Linked DNA regions of Homo sapiens: region 2 is linked to region 1. Evidence: chromatin contacts called from ENCODE Hi-C or POLR2A ChIA-PET data. All regions are on one chromosome and are shown on one strand. The core of a region is the stretch at or near the end of the contact, and the rest is flanking DNA. Distances in the headings are between cores, read along the strand shown.

Region 1 (5,315 bases), core at 603-3,102:
GGGGTGACAGGGAGCGCTGTGGGCACATGGAGCTCCCTCCCTGGGGGAGCAGAACATACCTCAGAGGCTCCCCAGCCCGGCCAGCCAGCTGGGGTGTTGAACCCAACTCTCACGGGCATTGGCTGCCAGCAGTTCTGGGTTGATGGTGATGGAGCTGGTTCTGCGGTTCCCCGTGGGGTGCAATGTGTCGCAGAGAAAGCCCCAGGCAGCCAGAAGCACGGCCCATATCCTTGTGGCCGGGCCTGGGGTGTGGGTACTGGGAAAGCTTCTGCCACAATCTCTAAGGCCCTTTTCATGGCCATGGAAGGAGTGCTCACTCCCACATAGTCACATCTCTCACCCAGTGCCACGGCCTGCCTGCTAGAAACACCATGGCCACCACAGTGTTCCCAGGTACACTCAGAATAAAAGCCTGTCAGACCAACGAGCAGGATCCCACCTGTGTCCAAGCCATCCTGCCTGACTGCTTTGGCTCACTCTCTCTGTCCCAGCCAGTCTGGAGCCACACTTTATTGCAGCGCTTCGGCTCCTTCCAACTGCACGGCCTTCCCTGGGCCACTTCCCCTGCCTAGAAGGCTCTTTGCCCATTGTTTCCATTTCTGCCAGGTCTTGGTTACATGGTCTTGGTTGGAGGATGGTCTCTCTGATCGACACCCCTGCCCGTGGGACCCTCTCCCTGTGGCCTCCATGCTCAAAATGCTCATTCTCACCTGCCTCAGGGCCTTTGCACTTGCCATGCCCCAACCCAAGCTAGTCTTTCCAGGCCATCTTCTCCAAGCCACCTCCCCACTTCCCCAAACAGGCTCCTCTGTCCTTGGCCTACAGGGCAGCTATGGTTGCCTTTGCATGTGGAGTTGGTGCTCACTATGGCACAGCCCTGCCTGTAAGCTGGGGAATCCAGCCATTGAGGAGTGCTTGCCAAGAGAAAGAACGAACCCTCAACAGTGATTCAGAAAGGGTCTCCTGGACCCACATGTGTCCCCCAACACAGTGTGTGACCTGGGACAGCTCCCCCTCTGCACCGCATCTCCTCTGTCCACTGTGGTGATTGGTCCCCAAAATCCCCAAGGGCCCTGCTGGCCCTGGCCTTTGAAGCTCTGGGACACAATTATCAAGGGAGACCCACTACCTACACTCCCAGAGCTGAGAGCCCAAACAAGCTCTTAAATCAATCAGCGACATCACCTTCCAAGTGAAGAAAACAGGACCTCTGGCCTAGACATGAGGACAGGGCGGAGGAGGCTGCAAACGCCCCTGAGCGAGCTGGCTAGGAAGGGTCACTAGTTGCCTGGACCTGGAAGTTGAGGGACCCACAGAGAAAAGCAGGGAATCTCAGCTGGAAGATGGGGACGACATCAACTCAGACCCTCAGACTCAACCTGGTAAGGGAGAGTGGATACATCAAGACTCCTCACACCATTGAAATCAGCTCTGGCTAAGTCTAGCCAAGGCAAAGCAAGCAAGGAATGTGCTGGGAGGTTATAGGTTAGCTCACAAAACCAAAAGAAGAAGTAAAAAACCACATCCTGGAAAGGACTGGTTTGGATATGAGTTTTAGGTAGCCGAACGGGAAGCCCTTGGATGAATGAATTCTCTCTGCTTTCATCCTCAAGTCACTCTACTCAAGATCCAAATTTCCTTAATATATAAAGAGCTCCTAACAATCAATAAGACAAATAAAACTTCAATAGAAAAAACTTCCACAAGTATGGACATGAACAGATAGTTCACAGAACAGGAAGTAGAAATGGTCCTGGAGCTTATAAACAATGTTTAGCCTTATTTATAATCAGAGAAGTGCAAATGGAAACTAGAGTTCAAGACTATTTTTCAACTATCAGATTGGCAATCATCCAAAACTGTGATAACACTGTGTCACCGTGGGTGTGGGAGACAAGCTCTCTCACACATTACTGGTGGGAGTATAAACTGGTAAGGCCACTATCAACATTTTTTTTAATGCACATGCCTTTTGATCTGAAAACTTACTCCTAGAAATGTACAGGGACACTTGCAAATGTGCTGATGGCCCTAGTACAAGGATATTTATTGTGGCATGTTTTTCTTGTAATAGCAAGATTGGAAACAATCTAAATACCCATCAATAGAGGTTGGTGAGCTCCATAATAACGTAGCCACTCAGTGAACTCTGCAACTGTGAAAAAGAAGAATGAGGTAGCTTTACATACTGCAGCCTGGAATGATCTTCCAGATAGACTATCCCATGAAAAAGCATGGTGCATGCATATTTGTGAAAGCCTCCATTTCTGGTCTCTGAATTCAGAACGCTCACTTTTGTCTTGTGTGGCTACTGTCCACTCTCCACCAGCAGGTCACAGAAGCGTGACCCCTCGCACCTTCACATGCACCCCCTTCCTGGCCTGAATGGCCTTGGTTTCCAACTGTCCACACCTATGACTCTTTGCAGCGAGACTGTCATCAGGCTATTGGAGCCTCTTAGTCCTTTCTGCAGAGAGCTGGAAGTGTCCCCCTGCCGCAGGATGGCCCTTCACTAATGACTGACATGTGTATCCTTAGCTCAGGCTGGGAAACAGAGATGTGACTCCACTCCACAGTCCCCCGAGGGACCTGCTTCTGTAGGATTTTGCCTGGGGCCACAGACTTGCATGGCTTTTCCCCTCTCTGTCTGCTACCCCCGTTCCCTTACTGCTCTCCTTGGGTGCCGTCCTTCATCAGTCACTGCCATAACAAATCAGGGTCTGCTTCTGGGGAACATGATCAAGATAGCTGCCCCCTTACCCTGCTCCTTGCTTTTTTGCAGGTAGGATGTGCCTGCATATGCAAGTGTATGATGCAATGTGGGCACCGTGGTTCTTCCCGTTTCACAGGTGAGGGACCTAGAGCTACACGGCTCGCCTTAGGTCCCAGGTAGGAAGTGGCAAGCAGCTTTGAAGCCAGGTAGTCTGGCTCCAAGAACAAACTCACATCCACTGAAAATATTGAAAATAGCCTAGAGAAGGTAAGCTCCAAGTAAAAGGAAAATCTGCATTGTCAAAGCAGGCCAAGCATGGAAGAACGCTCATTTATTTTCCCAAAAGATTATTTTCTGTGGTCTTCCCTTCATAAACACACATCCCACTCTCAGATGCAAATCCTAGAGCTAGAAATGGGGCATTCAAGGTAGACAGAGCTCCTGGGAACAGCACGTTTGCAGAGATGGGAAGGGAACCTCCCACTGGTTTTGGTTTCTCCATGGCTACAGGCAAAGCCTGCCTGCTCTGCATCCGGGGATCTTGGTCAGGTGTTGGAATCGGTGGGTGGATTGCCAGTACATTTGCACCGTGTCCTAGAGAGCCTCTATGCATTTCAACTCTGATTCTCCTTCACCATCTACGCGCAGCCCACAACCGCAGGACCCCACCCCTGGCTCTGAATCTCCCATGTCCTGGCGCCAAGCAGGTGAGTCAGCCTAGGAGGAGGAAGGGCTTCCGGAAGCCAAGCCCATGCTGGGGTGGTGAGAAACAACTTTCCTATGCAAGGAGGTGCCTGAGCACCCCCTGATGATCAAGCTGGAGCCCCCTCACCTCCCCGAAGTGTGCTGGAGGAAAGGCCAGAAAGAGGCAGCAGTCTTCACCCACTGAGGCTGAGTTTCTCACTCATGCCAAGTTTTACATAAGCTGGGGACCATGTGCTTCAAGGCTAGAGGTCTTGGTGGGCCCAGGGCCTTGGAGGGGCCTGGATGACCAAGGGGTCCGTGGCTTAGGCCCTGGCTCTGCATGGGGAATCTTGGGAAGGTTGGAAGCCCACAGCCCCTACTGAGAAAGGAGCCACGGGCCAGATCTTTTGCACAAATCCTGCCTGTGCTCCTTGACTGTCTCTCCCCACCGGGGTCACGGTGACCAAGCAGGCAGGAGACTCCATCCGTTCACAGGACTAGCATCCTGGGAGGGCCCTGGCCTGAGCGAGCTGCTGCAGGGGACCCTCATGCTGGATGGTTGGCCACTCAGCACCCTTTTCTCTGTGGAGCAGGGATGACATTTGAGAGCCACCAAAGATGGGCAGGAAAAACAAAGGCCACCACAGAGGAAGCTGAAGGCAGAAAGAGATGCAGAGAAAGTGGGAGAAACTCGGCTGTGCTTTGTGGGGGCCCTGCAGGGACATCAGCTCCTGAAGGGGTGAAAGAAAGGGTCCCCTGAACTTTGACACTGTTCTTCTCGAGGCCTGGCCAGCCCTGTGGCTCCTTAGAGGAATCTGGGTGCCTGCTGTCCCTAGTACCTGACAAGCCCCAGGTGAGAAGACCTGAGTTCACCTGCGCTGCCACGTGTAACCTGATGGCCCCGGCACCCTCGCAGGGTTTGAATAGCTGCCCTTTCCACCTGTTTCCCGGATTTTCCACACCACCCAGAGGCTCATATTCAACCCCACAGCCTACAAGTCAGCCAGGGGCCTTTGGCCACATGTACTGATGATGAGAATCACTGGATTGTAAGCTGTAAAAGCACAAGGATGGTGTTTTGTTCCCCGCTACCCCCTGCACCTGAGGCCCAGCGAGGATTGCTGCTCGGATGAAGGAGAGCGAGTGTTCGTGGAGCTCTTTGCAGAAGCCACGGGAAGCCCTTCCTGTGCCTTCTCAGGTTTAGTCTCAGACAGCCCCACTTTCCAGATGAGGAAACAGAGGCTAAGAAAGGAGAATAAACTTGTCCAGAATCAGTGGTGAAGCTGGGATTTGAACCCCATCCTGTTGGACTCAACACTTCCTCTGAAAAGACAGGATAAGGGAGCTGCCTACTTCTGGCTTTGGGAACCGGCAGAGAGGAGCAGAGTTGGGCCAGACGCGTCACCTCCCAAGCTCTGCGGCACCCAAGGGTTCCCAGGGTCCTCTTCCTCCATTTGGCTCTTTTCTTCTCTGGACTCTCCCACCTTCGAGGATTGGACTCCTTGCAGGGAGAGCAAAGCAGAGAACAGAGGAGGCCCATCTGAGGAGAGAGTGCTGGAGCAGATGGAGCACAGAGAGAGCCCCCAAACCTTAGCCTCACCTGGAGAGTGGCTCCCTGCAAGCTGAGCCCCTGTGTGCCCAGAAGTGACATAGGCATTCAGGAAAGGGACTGAGGGAGGAAAGAAGGAGCCATTCCTCTTCCCAGGGGCGCCTGCCCTGGGTTCCTGAGGGACGCTCCATGTTTACATCTCCAAAGCCCAGTCCCAAACACGCCAGAGTGCAATGCCCTCCCTCAGACCCAGGGCCATCCTCAGAGCAGCCGGGAGGCAGCCTGTCCACCCTTACCACAGGCAGGTCGCCCAGGCAGCCTCCTCTTAGAGCTCCTGAATTCTGGAGCATGAAATAGAAATGTGAAAAA
Region 2 (6,104 bases), core at 3,549-6,048, 170 kb before region 1:
CAGAAACGCCAGGACAGGCCCAGGGCATTTTCAGGAGCTCTTAGCAAAGCAGCCTCAGTCCGTTTCCTGGCAATACCCTACACTAAACCAGCCTCTGGGGAGAGACCTGTGGCAGGGAGGAATGCAGACGCCCTGCTGGCCTGTCTCTGACCCCTCACATGCTGCACTCATATTAATTTTCCAGGATTCCTGAAGTCCAGCCTCAAGGGATATGTGACAGAAAAAAGGGAATCAAATGCTCTTTTGTCCTATGGGCAAACTTGCTTTAATTTAAAGCACTGTGAGGGCTGAAGGCAGATGATCCTGTCTCCAAGCATGGACTCTGGCCAGAACCCCCTGGAGGGCAGAAGGCAGGGAGCTGTCTGCAGAAGGGCCAGTGGGGTCCACCCCCAGGGGCAGCAGGGATGGTCACGAAGGAAACCATGCCAGGAAGGGCAGGTGGTGGACCTCAGAGAACGGCACAAAATCGTAGCACCCAGACACGAGGCAAAAACTCCTATCTGGTCAGATCCTGATGCACTCCAGGTCCCTGTCTGTCCTGGAGCATTCGTGTGACCCAGCAGTGTCCTGGAGACAACAATGAGGCTGTGGGGGACAGCGGGGTCCCGAATGTTCCTTCTGTATATTCCCATTGACACAGAAAGGTCATAGTGCATTTCTCAAAGCACTGCCAATCTAAATGGTCAGGGGGGGTCTGATAAGTATATCTATATCTGATATGGGGCCTTGCTTTGTCACCCAGGCTGGAGTGCAGTGACACGATCATGACTGATTGCAGCCTCGACCTCCCGGGCTCAAGCAATCCTACTACCTCAGCCTCCTGAGTAGCTGGGACTACAGCTACGCAACTGTGCCACCTCAGAGAAGTAGATTTTTAAACAAACCCAATTTTCTCTTGCTGTTAACAACACTGAAGACTAGTAGCAGAGGAGTGAAAGTGTGGGTTAAGAGCCTTAAAAACTTGTGGAAAGGGCTCGATGCCAGTGGAGAGCACTTAGTTATTTCAGTGAGAAGAGAGCACCTAAACCTGGGTCTGAAAACACATGAAAACTCCAGGCCTTGCTCCCGGCCCTTCTGCACATTGGGGGCGGGGCCAGAGCTCCACTGATGGCCTTGCTCATGACTTCATCTAGAAACTGAGCAACAGGATTTCTAGATTTCAACGCCCAAAGCATCCACCCACCCACAGAGACCATCACACCAACACAAGCATGAATACAAAGTGAAAGCATGTTCTTGGCATGAAAACCATCTACTCACACCCCACCTTGCTCCTAAAGTAGCAGAACCTGTTCCACCAGCCAGGGGTTTATACTCCCTATCTTAATGGGATTAATGGTTTTCATGGGGCCATAATAGACTCCAATTTAAGAGATTTTCAAGAATTGCCATAGAATGTTTTGTGGTGGTTAAAAAGGTCTTCCTCAAACTGTTAGAAAAAGCAAAATTGTTAGTATAGGTTTACTTTAACCAGGCTCTTTTAAAGATAAATGCTGCAAGATAGGTTTTCAGAGCTCAGATTAATTAAATGAGAGTTAAGATCGGAGTCTCAATAAACACTAATGTGCTGTTCTCATCAGATTCTGACATCCTCTGTACTTTCTTCTTGACTTAACAGGGGTCTCCTCTCAACCTTTTCCAAAGCAATGTGACGGTTTCTTTTCCAAAAGGTAAAAAAAAAACCCAAACCCCCAAACCTTCCCCCATTTTGAATGATTCCTGGGGGGAATTCATTTGTTTTTTGCAATCAGAGTCTGAAACCTGGGCTGCAGGTCAACAATCTCGAGCAGTTATGAAAAGACCAGGGTTACTGGAGACCAAGAAAGGAACGAGCGGAGGAAGGAAGGAAGGAAGGAAGGAGAGGGGCCGGGGATTTTGTGCAAGATTTAATAAAAAACAAACAAAAATAGGAATGGTTGCTTTCAACATTTTCCAGGTTGTGAAAGGTTTGCCACGACTCTCAGGGGTGTGGTTCTAAGCTGCATCAGTGGAACAAATACAAAATGCTGTCCTCCTCCTGGGCTGGAAGGCAGTGCACTTTCTCCTCTTAACAGCCAGACTAGCGGGTGAGGAGTCAGTGCTGTGACCCAGGCCAAGCTGGAGTGTCCGCATAGCTTTTTCTCTGACCAGTGGGGATTCCATCTACCTTGAGGCGTGCTGGCTGGGCCCCGTTTCCACACCAGCACATGGTGAGACAGGGTAGCTTATCAACAGGCTGCTGGGCCTTAATACTGACAGTGAGTGTGGCGGGTCACAGCCAGGAAAGGACTAACACAGATGCCCTCCCAGCCCCCACTGCTGGCCTAATTTTAGAATACCACGGAAAAAAGCTTTGATGAAGACAACAGGAAGTCAACACAGCAGAGAGTGGTGTGGACAACCCAGAAGCCAGCCTCACGCATTCCATGCCCACAGTTAACGATGACAACAACAGCAATAATAATAATAATAATAAAACAAAGGTACAGGTGAAAAGCAGCGCTTGGGGTGTGCTGCTGCAAGCTGGGGAAGGCGCGTGCTCAACTTGGATGGGACACACCTAGTCTTTCTTCAAGTCCCTGGATTCAAAGAGCTTCAACCGTTCTTGCACCGTCAGGCCTTCCTTCAGACTCTGGGTAGAGACAGAGCAGGAGGAGAAAATAAACACACCGTTAGACCCCCTGCACTGGACCGGACCGGACCAGACCGGACCGCTGGTGGAGCCGGCATCAGTCAGAGAGCCGGGTGCAGGTGCGGTTAGTGGGCATGCCAGGAGGAGAGTCCCCGGGAAATGCTGTTATTGGAGGATGTTTTCCCCTTCACAAAATTACTTGGATGAAAAAGGAAAAAAAAATCAGAGAGACAAGACCATGTGTTTAAGCAGCTAAATTCTGAGCTTAGGGCTCTTTAGAGAAGCAGTGATCAAACGAATCCAGCCAGGGAAAACAGTGCAATGAGCAAGGAGACTGCCCATCCCCGTGTCTTGTCTTGTGAATGGATTTGTCCACATCCAGCTCCAGAGATTCTTCACCTGACAGCCTCAGCTGAGGAGGACCAGATGCTCCAGGGAATCCCCAGCAGGATGGGTGTCCCGGGACAGGGCCTCGCTCCTACAGTGCCTCCGCAGCACCTGCTGCCCTCAGACCCATTTCTGGCATTCCCTCATCAGAGGCCTGTGAGTGTTATGGGGATGTGGGAACACGCCAACGTATCTAGTAAGATTTTCAAAACATAAAACCAATACTCTGTTCACGTGGAATCTTGCTAAAGCTTAAATCTGTATGTCCAGAGATGAATGAGATCTTACTAACTAGGGGACAGAGTATTTCCCATCTCATTCTTACAGACTTTCCTCAATGATTTAATTTCTGAATAAGAAAAGGAAGAGCACTTTTCAGAGAATGACTGGAAATGAAGGGCATTCCAGTACTGACTGGAAAGTGCTGTGGCTCTTCACTTATCTCCCTCTTCACGCTAAGTGTCGCCATCACACTCAGCCCTGCTGACTCCCTGTGGCTTACCCTTGCCAGAGCTGGTGCAGGTACAGGCTTTACTGAGAAACTGGAAGCTGAAGGGATGGGCTCTAGCTCAGGGTCTGCCTGATTCTACCAGTTTCAACCAAAAACCTGAGCAACGTGAAACTGCAGGCTGTACCCCATCTACTGGGAAGTCGCCAGCTTAGGCTCAGGCACACTCTGGCACTGTCCTGGAGACTCTGGTGTGATAGACTGGGGACTGAGCATGGGCTGGTCAGCTTGAGGCTCCCTCCAAAGCTCAAGGGAAGGGGGAGCTCCACTGTCCCCCACCCCACCCAGCTCTACCCAGAACAGACCTGCTTGTTTGCTATATTCTGGAGCTATGTGTCTGTGTAAATAAATAAACAATGTGATTTTTAAATACAGGGTTCTGCTGCTAAGCATTTTAAAACTCACTGGTCCAGGCCGGGCGCGGTGGCTCACGCCTGTAATCCCAGCACTTTGGGAGGCCGAGGCGGGCAGATCACGATGTCAGGAGATCGAGACCATCCTGGCTAACACAGTGAAACCCCGTCTCTACTAAAAAATACAAAAAATTAGCTGGGCGTGGTGGCAGGCGCCTGTAGTCCCAGCTACATGGGAGGCTGAGGCAGGAGAATGGCGTGAACCCGGGAGGCGGAGCTTGCAGTGAGCAGAGATCGCGCCACTGCACTCTAGCCTGGGCGACAGAGCGAGACTCCGTCTCAAAACAAACAAACAACCTCACTGGTCCAGGTGAGCCTCACCTCAAGCAGTTGTCACAGCTTGATAATTGTGTGTTTCTGAGAGGGTTTCTTTGGAAGCCTGCCACAGAGAGTGGCTGGGGGAATGGGGGGAAAATCCATCTCCCATTCTGAGCCCAGATGTACCTCAACACCCATGCCTGCTTCCAGGTGCCCTTGGGGGGTCCCTCCCCACAGAGTGCAGGGTTCTCACAGCAGTCAGTCTTGCAGAGGACCTGGGTAGACATCTGGTCACCATTGAAGGGGCTGGGGCCAAGCCAGGCAGGCAGCCCTGAGCCTAAGTGCTACTCAGAGGCAGGCCCCGGAGCATGGCTGGGGGATGTCACTGACATCCCGGTTCCTGCTTGTTGGGGACTTTCTGTCAGGACTGTAGTGAGTTTGATCACTCCTAAGGCCTGGGTTTGCTCCTTGCAGGCACTGCGTCAGAAGCCCCAGATTCCTGCTACAGCAGGCCCAGGGGAGGGGAGCGCCCTGACAGCCACAGCACCCAGCATGCTCGCTACTGGCTCCTGCCCCAGTGACAAAGGGCAGAGCTCAGGCTCAGGTGATGCTGGGCTTGCTACAATTCCAAGGGTGGGAAGTAAGTGAAATCCCCTACGTTATTCCCACACTGGCTGCAGGAGGCTGTTTCTCTCTCTACGTCCTCTGGATTCTCTCCCGGTGGCTGCTCAGCCCAAGGCTCAGCCAGCTCCCTCTGGGGTTCATCTCCCCCTAGGCTGTTGTCTCCACTGAGTGCCTCCTGTAGCCCCACATACTGAGCTGACCACAGACACGGGGGCCCCTTAAGAACCCCGAGGGAAGCATTCTCTGGTCTCAATCCCAGAAAAGGCTGTGCTGCTCCTAAGCAACTTGCTGTCTTTGATTTTGTAGCAGCTGAGACTTGCGGTCCTTTCGAGCGAGGCAGGACAGAAAAACAGAACAGAACAAAAGACACAGATCAGTGCACATCAGATGCCACATCAAAAAACACCACTGAGAAGTACGGTTTCTGGGCAACTGCATTTCCATCTTCTTGAAGGGTTGGGTGGAGTCTTCAGATACAGTTGAGGAAAAGGATGACACCCACCCATGCCTGTGCCTCCTAATGTCTCCTGGGAGCGCGAACACGGCCCCATCCTGCCCTGTTGCACCACAGACATCTAGGAAGTCCTCGACTTTCTGCTGGGGCCAGCAGGACTAGCCCTGCACTCCAAGGATTTTTATTACGGAAACCCAGCCAAGCCAAACATCAACTTAAAAACACATAAGGAGGAGGACCCCATCCTGGGGTTTCTCTCCATCCTTTTCAGTCTGCCCTGGGGCCCAGACAGTCTGCTCCCTCATCCCTGCTCTGGCTGGTTCCCAGCCACTGTGAGAGGCCCCCACCCACTCACTGCACAGAGTTACTGTCAGGGGCCCGTGGGTGTTGCACAGCCTCCCTGGAAGGGTCCTGTCAGTGACAGCCGGTCCCATGTCACTTATAGACATGGTCCAAAAGCCCAAATCACTAATAGTGAACTTCAAACTCCTTCAAGAAAAGCTCAAAGATACTAGCTACAGTTTAGCCTCAAATAAGTAGTAGAATCTTCAGTAAGAAAACCGTGAACCAAAAAAGAACAAGTTTCCTTTTGCTAAACAAAACGTTATGTTTAAAGAAAAATGCCCAAGCTAAGTTTTCAATCAAGCCTAAACCATATTTGGGTATAGGGGACTTAGAACTGTAGAAAAATAAAACCAAACTGACTAGGCTTAAAACCTTCAACTCTTTAACCAAGCCTCAGGATGAAGTCCTTCGGACGGCGGGGTGCTGTGGGTGTGCCTGAGAAAGGGCCAGCATGGGGAGGAAGACGTGGTTCTTGCTTTCCTCCATGTTCTCATTCCGGGATGA

The links. A loop is a pair of places that touch in the nucleus more often than their neighbours do. ChIA-PET counts read pairs that join two places held with the same protein, here RNA polymerase II (POLR2A). Pooled maps may share reads with other maps.
Region 2: a loop to region 1 is called in a pooled map, with 2.9 times the contacts of the local background. The contact joins two enhancer-like sites. A Hi-C loop is called at or near these places in 4 of 168 maps with a recorded cell type or tissue (Caco-2, IMR-90, chondrocyte and 1 more), 4 of 37 single-sample maps with no recorded cell type and 6 of 50 pooled maps. POLR2A ChIA-PET finds 5 or more read pairs at or near these places in 7 of 52 experiments (A549, AG04449, HCT116 and 3 more).

Annotation. Positions count from the first base shown.
Region 1 is chr17:17,012,936-17,018,250 of GRCh38, reverse strand. No RefSeq gene overlaps it. Among named protein-coding and RNA genes, the nearest start is that of MPRIP, 27 kb to the left of the region's middle. Within about 2 kb of position 1,852, at least 2 of the 41 ENCODE cell types and tissues checked have a DNase peak (open chromatin) inside an H3K27ac peak, as active enhancers do.
Region 2 is chr17:17,181,330-17,187,433 of GRCh38, reverse strand. It overlaps MPRIP (myosin phosphatase Rho interacting protein), which reads right to left. Exons shown (of 24, transcript NM_001364716.4): 24 at 1-2,611. The coding sequence ends at 2,540. Among named protein-coding and RNA genes, the nearest start is that of PLD6, 22 kb to the left of the region's middle. RefSeq lists enhancers at 1,046-1,115, 1,146-1,345, 2,133-2,633. Within about 2 kb of position 4,798, at least 6 of the 41 ENCODE cell types and tissues checked have a DNase peak (open chromatin) inside an H3K27ac peak, as active enhancers do.